Linked DNA regions of Homo sapiens: region 2 is linked to region 1. A link is a contact called in ENCODE Hi-C or POLR2A ChIA-PET data. All regions are on one chromosome and are shown on one strand. Each heading gives the region's core, a stretch centred on a gene start or an enhancer-like site at or near the end of the contact. The rest is flanking DNA. Distances are from core to core; before and after follow the strand shown.

Evidence for each region. Hi-C counts contacts between places; a loop is a spot of excess contacts on that map. ChIA-PET counts read pairs that join two places held with the same protein, here RNA polymerase II (POLR2A). Pooled maps may share reads with other maps.
Region 2: a loop to region 1 is called in a pooled map, with 4 times the contacts of the local background. The contact joins the promoter of CPHXL here to the promoter of CPHXL2 in region 1. A Hi-C loop is called at or near these places in 1 of 37 single-sample maps with no recorded cell type and 1 of 50 pooled maps. POLR2A ChIA-PET finds 5 or more read pairs at or near these places in 5 of 52 experiments (A549, H1, OCI-LY7 and 2 more).

The regions. Positions count from the first base shown.
Region 1 is chr16:75,674,461-75,678,415 of GRCh38, forward strand. It overlaps CPHXL2 (cytoplasmic polyadenylated homeobox like 2), which reads right to left and starts at 2,549. Exons shown (of 3, transcript NM_001395862.1): 1 at 2,527-2,549. The coding sequence starts at 2,539.
Region 2 is chr16:75,725,125-75,728,980 of GRCh38, forward strand. CPHXL (cytoplasmic polyadenylated homeobox like) reads right to left here and starts at 1,366. Exons shown (of 3, transcript NM_001355613.1): 1 at 1,294-1,366. The coding sequence starts at 1,318.

The DNA.
Region 1 (3,955 bases), core at 1,299-3,798:
ATAGTTTATGTACAAGATTCAGAAAACTTAATATTGCTAATATAATTATGTTCAAGTTGATCCACAGATACAATACAAAGTAAAAATCCCTATCAAAATCCCAGCTAACTGCTTTGGAGAAATTGATAAGCTGATCTTAAAATTCATATGAAAATTTAAGAGGCCCCAAATAGCCAAAATAATCTTGAAAAAGAACAAAGATGGATACATACTTCCTGATTTTAAAACTTACTATATATATATGCAATACCATTGATATTATTATTTGAGACAGAGTCTCGCTCTGTCTCCCAGGCTGGAGTGCAGTGGCACGATCTCGGCTCACTGCAACCTCTGCCTCCTGGGTTCAAGCGATTCTCCTGCCTCAGATTCCTGAATAGCTGGGAGTACTGGCGCACGCCACCATGCCTGACTAATTTTTGTATTTTTAATAGAGATGGGGTTTCACCACCGGGTGCGGTGGCTCACGCCTGTAATCTCAGCACTTCGGGAGGCTGAGGCGGGCAGATCACAAGGTCAGGAGTTCGAGACCAGCCTGGCCAATATGGTGAAACCCCGTCTCTACTAAAAATACAAAAATTAACCAGTCATGGTGGTGGGCACCTGTAGTCACAGCTACTCAGGAGGCTTAGGCAGGAGAATCGCTTGAACCCAGCAGGCAGAGGTTGCAGTGAGCCGAGATCGTGCCACTGCACTCCAGGCTGGGTGACAGAGTGAGACTGTCTCAAAAGAAAAAAAAAAAAAAGAGATGGGGTTTCACCATATTGGTCAGGCTGGTCTTGAACTTTTGACCTCGTGATCTGCCCGACTTGGCCTCCCAAAGTGCTGGGATTACAGGTGTGAGCCACCGTGCCCAGTACATTGATATTATATTTAATTATGTATATGCAATATTATAATATTATATATAATATCAATGGTATTGCATTGAGAGTTTAGAAATAAGCCCTCACATTTCCAGACAACTTATTTTCAACAAAGGTGTCAAAATAATCATTGTGGGGAAATAATCATCTTTTCAACAAATGGTGGTGGGAAACTGGGTTTTCAGAGAAAGAGGAGGGAACAAAAATTCACCGAAGAAAAAATGTTTGGAAGTCTTGTCCTAGAGCATCAAACAGTGGTGAGCCACTGAGGCTACCTTCACGCCACACTCCAAGTTCTGGGGCTACTCCCAGGTCCCTGAGATAGAGCTCATTCCTATCAAAGCTTTGTGGTGAACCTTTCATCCCAAAGTTTTTATGGTTGGGCCATTGTTACTCTGGGTGCTCTTTGCTGTAGATTTTGCCTCCAGGACAAATACAGTGGTGGGGCAAGATTTGAAAAATACAAAACAGGCCAGGCATGGTGGCTCACACCTGTAATCCCAGCACTTTGGGAGACCGAGGTGGGTGGATCACCTGAGGTCAGGAGTTTGAGACCAGCCAGAGCAATGTGGTGAAACCCCGTCTCTACTAAAAATACTAAAATTAGCTGGGTGTGGTGGTGGGCGTCTGTAATCCCAGCTACTTGGGAGGCTGAGGCAGGAGAATCGCTTGAACCTGGGAGATGGAGGTTGCAGTGAGCCGAGATCGCGCCATTGCACTCCAGCCTGGGTGACAAGAGCAAAACTCCGTCTCCAAAAAAAAAAAGAAAAATACAAAACACACAGTGAGCTTACGTTACACGTGACCTTCTCGCTCCATCCAGGGGTCATCAATAACAATAAACCTAAGCCTAACCCAGCATGCTTCAACTGTTTTCAAAGAAAGAGTGACAAAGCTTCTTCCATACTTTACATATGGAAGTTCTCACAATATTTCTGAACAAAATCACAGAATAAAAAACTGCCATATTTGTGAGCTAGGAAAAAAAAATACCTGGGACATTTTTGTTTTTTAAGAGACAAGGCCTCACTCTGTCACCCAGGCTGGAGTGCAGTGGCATGATCATAGCTTATGGCAGTTTCTAACTCTTGGGCTCAGATGATCCCTCCTGCCTCAGGCTCCCAAGTAGCTGGAACTACAGGCATGCACCACACCTGGCCAATTTTTATTTCTTTTGTAGAAATAGGGTCTTGCTATGTTGCCTAGGCTTGTCTCAAACTTCTGGACTCAAGCTATCCTCCCACCTCTGCCTCCCAAAGTGTTGGGATTACAGGCATGAGCCACTGCTTCCAGCCTCAATTGCTCTCTGCTTTAATAATTATTAATACACAGCCAGTCTTTGTCTGATCTAGAACCCATCCATTCAAACTTCCCCCCAAGATTTTTTACCTTTTAATAAAATTTGATCTGTAGGTATTTTTGTCTGTCTAAAAACTAAAGAATTTTATAAACAAGAATCATAATTGGGTTTAATTTTTAAATGCCTAGTCCTATCTAAAAGCTGCAGTGTCCTGTTGTACCCCCAGTGAATAATATCAAACTGACTGCCCACAATCTTCACTATTATAAGGTAAAAGTTGAAACCCTACAAAACCCTCATTTTCATGGAAACAGTCTTCTCACAACAAAACACATTGAGTTCTCTACCAAAGGCACTCACCTTGGGAAGACATGTCGAAACTCCAGTCCAGGGCCTTTCCAACTGAAAAAATAATGAATTGTAAAGCTGAATTACTTTAAATATACTCAGAGGTGCCCACCCTAATCACGCCTCCACCCTAGTCATGCTTTTTTGATTTATTTACAGAACCCACCTTTTCAAATCCTATCTTCTATTCATTGAGATTAATTTTCTTCTTTAATTCTTTAATATCACATTTTCATCCTCATTTTACAGGTAAGAACCTTTGGTGTAGAATGGTTCAGAGCCCAGGGTCAGCTCTCCGACCCTGGCCGTCTGACAGCTGATTCCATGCCTGTCACCACACACTTATTCTATATAACAGCGATTCTGTACACTCTTGTGAGAACTAAAAATAAAATTCCAAGTCCCCCAAACAACTCAATGGACTGACCCCTTTAGTCAAAGGGACCTCAGAGAAACCTTAAAAACTGAGTTCTGGCAGGGCGTGGTAGCTCACACCTGTAATCCCAGCACTTTGGGAGGCTGAGGTGGGGGGTCACCTGAGGTCAGGAGTTGGAGACCACCCTGGCCAACATGGCGAAACCCCGTCTCCACAAAAAGTTCAAAAATTAGCTGGGCGTGATGGTGGATGCCTGTAATCCCAGCTACTCGGGAGGATGAGGCAGGATAATCGCTTGAACCTGGGAGGCGGAGGTTGCAGTGTGCTGAGATCACGCCACTGCACTCCAGCCTGGGTGACAGAGCAAGACTCTGTCTCAAAAAAAAAGCAAAAAAACCCCCAAAAACTGAGTTCCCAGCCGTGATGAGATGGGATGTCAGACATACCTCATTATATTTCTCACTTTTGTGGTTTAGACACAGCTGACCAGCATTAATATTTAAATGGAGATCATGAGACTGACAAAATGAACTCTTGGTGGCAATAAAACCAAATTAGTAAACAGGACCTAAGGCACTGTGAGGCATGGATTAAGTTTCACGCAGTCTTTTACTTAAAGAATAAACTATGCGCTGGGCATGGTGGCTCACGCCTGTAATCCCAGCACTTTGGGAGGAAGAGGCAGGAGGATCCCTTGAGGTCAGGAGTTCAAGACCAGCCTGGTCAACATGGTGAAACACCCCGTCTCTACTAAAAATACAAAAAAATTAGCCAGGCACTGTGGCGTGTGCCTGTAATCCCAGCTACTCAGGAGGCTGAGGCAGGAGAATTGCTTGAACCCAGGAGGCGGAGGTTGCAGTGAACTGAGATTGCACCACTGTACTCCAGCCTGGGCAACAGAGCAAGACTCTTGTCTCAAAAAAAAAAAAAAAAAAAAAAAAAAAAAAGAATAAACTGTGCTCTAACTGCCACAAGGGTTTTCTTTATCTCTAGCAGCTAAACAAGCACTGGCCTCGAGATAAGCAATGTTGAAGCAGTTGCGGTTCACCAACCATTAGATACCGA
Region 2 (3,856 bases), core at 116-2,615, 49 kb after region 1:
TGGGGTCGGGGGAGGGGGGAGGGATAGCATTAGGAGATGTGCCTAATGTTAAATGACGAGTTAATGGGTGCAGCACACCAACATGGCACATGTATATATATGTAACTAACCTGCACATTGTGCACATGTACCCTAAAACTTAAAGTATAATAATAAAAAAAACTTTCTTTTTTTCTTTATTTTTGAGACAGTCTCCCTCTGTCGCCTAGGCTGGAATGCAGTGGCGTGCTCTCAGCTCACTGCAATCTCCGCCTACTGGGTTCAAGCTATTCTTGCACCTCAACTTTTGTAGTAGCTGGGACTACACATAGGCACCACTGTGGCTTCCTCTTTTTTTTTTTTTTTTGAGACGGACTCTCGCTCTGTCGCCCAGGCTGGAGTGCAGCGGCACCATCTCGGCTCACTGCAAGCTCCGCCTCCCGGGTTCACGCCATTCTCCTGCCTCAGCCTCCCAAGTAGCTGGGACTACAGGCGCCCGCCACCACACCCTGCTAATTTTTTGTATTTTTAGTAGAGACGGGGTTTCACCGTGTTAGCCAGGATGGTCTCAATATCCTGACCTCGTGATCCACCCGCCTCGGCCTCACAAAGTGCTGGGATTACAGGAGTGAGCCACCGTGCCCGGCGTCTTTTTTTTTTTTTTTTTTTTTTTTTTTTTTAGGCAACCTTGCTATGTTGCCTGGGCTGGTTTCAAACTCCTGGGTTCAATTGATCCCCCTGCTTTGGCCTCCTTGTTTTATTATTACTCTGTATTTTTACTTTAGGCATACAGCCAGTCATACTAAATTGGATAAACACTTAAATGTACATATTAGAAAATTATAATCGATGACCTAAGTTTCCAAAGAAAGAATTTACTGAAAATGTACAAAATTACCAAAAGAGGAAGCAGTAGGGAAGAGGAAAATTAATGAAAATTAATGAAAGAGGTAAAACTTGTGGAACAATTGAGGTTAAGAAAGATACACAAGAACTGGTACTTTGTAATGGAAAGTAATACATCTTAATAAAATTCTACAGGATGCATTAGGTAGTTCATACATTCTTTTCTCCACTTAAAGTGTTGACTTTAGGTAGATGATCCTTGTATGGGACTCACGGCTGCCATTTTACATTTGAAATTCAAGAGTCCAACTTCAAAGTACCCATGAATGCCCTAACACAATTTACCGGTGAAAAACAGCTGCTGCTCCAACAATCTGTACCTCTGTGTTTGTGCTTTAAACTTTGACACACTATTGAGAAAAAGCAAGGGAAGTAGCATTGTAAGAGAAAAAGCTGATGGGAACTTACCACCTGAAGTGCCGTCCAAATTCATCTTGGGGTAGAAGACCTGGACTTCACGGAGACCAGCAAGCAACTGAGATCAGCAAGCAACTGAGCAGCTCCTAAAGACACAGGCTTTATATAGGGTCAAGATGACCCGCCCCTTTCTTAAATAGCTTTCAATTTAATCCCCTCATTAAATATTTAACACCTGCAGAAAGAAACTTGAAGTAATTAGATTAAGTGGAAGTACAGATCGTACTAGGTGATTTTTTCTCTTTAATAACACCTTTTCAAATATGACTCTTGTTTAATTATTTTGATTTGGCTACATTAGTTTCTACATTATAAGAATGTCCTTACCTTACTCTGTATTTTTTGTTTTCCTCGGCTCTTCTGAAACCCACGTCTTTTCATCATTGCGATGGTGCTATCTATGTGTCAACTTGGCTGCTTTACACTCCCTATTTTTTCAATAAAACATGAATCTAGGCTGTTTTATTCATGTTGCTGTGAAGGTATTTTGTAGATGTGATTAGGTTATATAATCAGTTGACTTTCAGTAAATGAGAATATTTTGGATAAACTGAGTGGGTTCAATTCAATCAGTGAAAGGGCTTAAGAGCAAAGGTGAGGTTTTTCTGGAGGGAAGCGGGAAAGCACATCTGGATGGGCGTGGTGTCTCGTGCCTGTAATCCCCGCACTTTGGGAGGCTGAGGCAGGAGAATCACTTGAGCCTTGGAGTTCAAGACCAGCCTGGGCAACACAGGGAGACCCTATCTTATTTATATGAAAATTAAAAAATTTCCCACCCATGCTCAGCTGCTGCCTCAGGCGTTTCTGACTGGTTTTCCAAAGGGCTTGCCCTACAGACTTTATTCTTGCCTATCCAGCCCCTACAATTATAGAAGTGAGTTCTATATTGCTATGATCTGAATGTTTATGTAGCCTCAAAATTCATAGGTCAATATCCTCCCCACCAAGGTAATGGTATTAGGAGGTGGGGCCTTTAGGAAGTGATTGAGTCACGGGGGCAAAGTCCTCTTGAAAGGGATTAGTGCCTTTATCAAAGAGAGCAGAGAGGGGGAGGGAGGGTTGAGACCTCTGTGATCCTTCTGCCATGTGAGGTTAAAGTGAGAAGACGGCTGTCTAGGAGGAAATGGGCCCTCACCAGACACCAAACCTGATTGTACTTCCCAATCTCCAGAACTGTGAGAAATAAATTTCTGTTGTTTATAAAGTAGCTGGTCTATAATATTTTGTTATAGCAGCCTAAATGGACTAAGGCACATATATGTCCCTCTATATATGTACGAGTATGTATATGTATGTATGTATATGTATTTATATATTTATAGTATAAACACACGCACATACGTTTTATATAGCTCACTAGTTCACTATGGGATTTGACTTCAGAACACTACTGATTGTTTCTCTGATTGAACCCTGAATGATAAAGACCTTGGTATTGGAGGTGGTTCTGTAAGAACAGAACCTTACAGAGATATGTATGTTTATAAATATACAACTAAAAATAGGTATATTTAAAGTTATATACGTCTTCTATTTATATAAGGACTCCAGTTCCAGTGGTAAAGAGGGCACTGGTAGTCCATGGCACGATGTGGCAAACATTGCCATTGGACAGCCCCAGCTGAGTGCCAAAGTTAACCCGCAGCAGCGACGGACACTGAGTGACCCACTTAGAGTGCTAACATAGGGACAGATGAATTACGCTGGACCACTTCCTTTGTGGAAGGGTCACTGCATTGTTCTTATTGGAATAGATAATCTGGAGACAGATTTACCTTTCCTGCATGTAACATTTCATCAGAATTACTATTGTGGACTTAGGAATGTCTTATTTATCCTCATAGCCTTGACTTTGATCAAGGAACTCACTCCACAGCGAATAAAGTGTGGTAATGGTTAGGAGCAGTGGCTCACGCCTGTAATCCCAGCACTTTGGGAGGCCAAGGCGGGTGCATCACCTATGGCCAGGAGTTTGAGACCAGCCTGGCCAACCTGGTGAAACCCCGTCTCTACTAAAACTACAAAAATTAGCCAGGCATGGTAGCAGATGCCTGTAATCCTAGCTACTCAGGAGGCTGAGGCAGGAGAATCACTTGAACCTGGGAGGCAGAGGTTGCAGTGAGCCAAGACAGCACCATTACACTCCAGCCTGGGTGACAGAGCGAGACTCTGTCTCAAAAAAAAAAAAAAAAAAAAAGTGGTAAAGACTCATAATCTTTACTCAGCAGTTCAACTGTTAAATATCTAAAGCAACAGCTATAATTAGGAGAAAACATTTTCAAGGGCTAAATCACCCAGACAATGAAGCTACCTATTCAACTAATTTTATCTGTATATCCCTGCATTTAAATAAGTGACAGCCCATGATCACAATTAATCAAATATTAATAGTATACTTCAATTTATACTGTTTTATATATGCTATGGGAATAAAATAATTGAAATTATAATCAAATTTATCTACTAGTTTTTAACCTTCTCTAGGAAATTTCTTTTTTTCTTCCCCAAATCATGACAGCCTAAAAAAGAAAAATCATCATTTGTGTTACTTTTT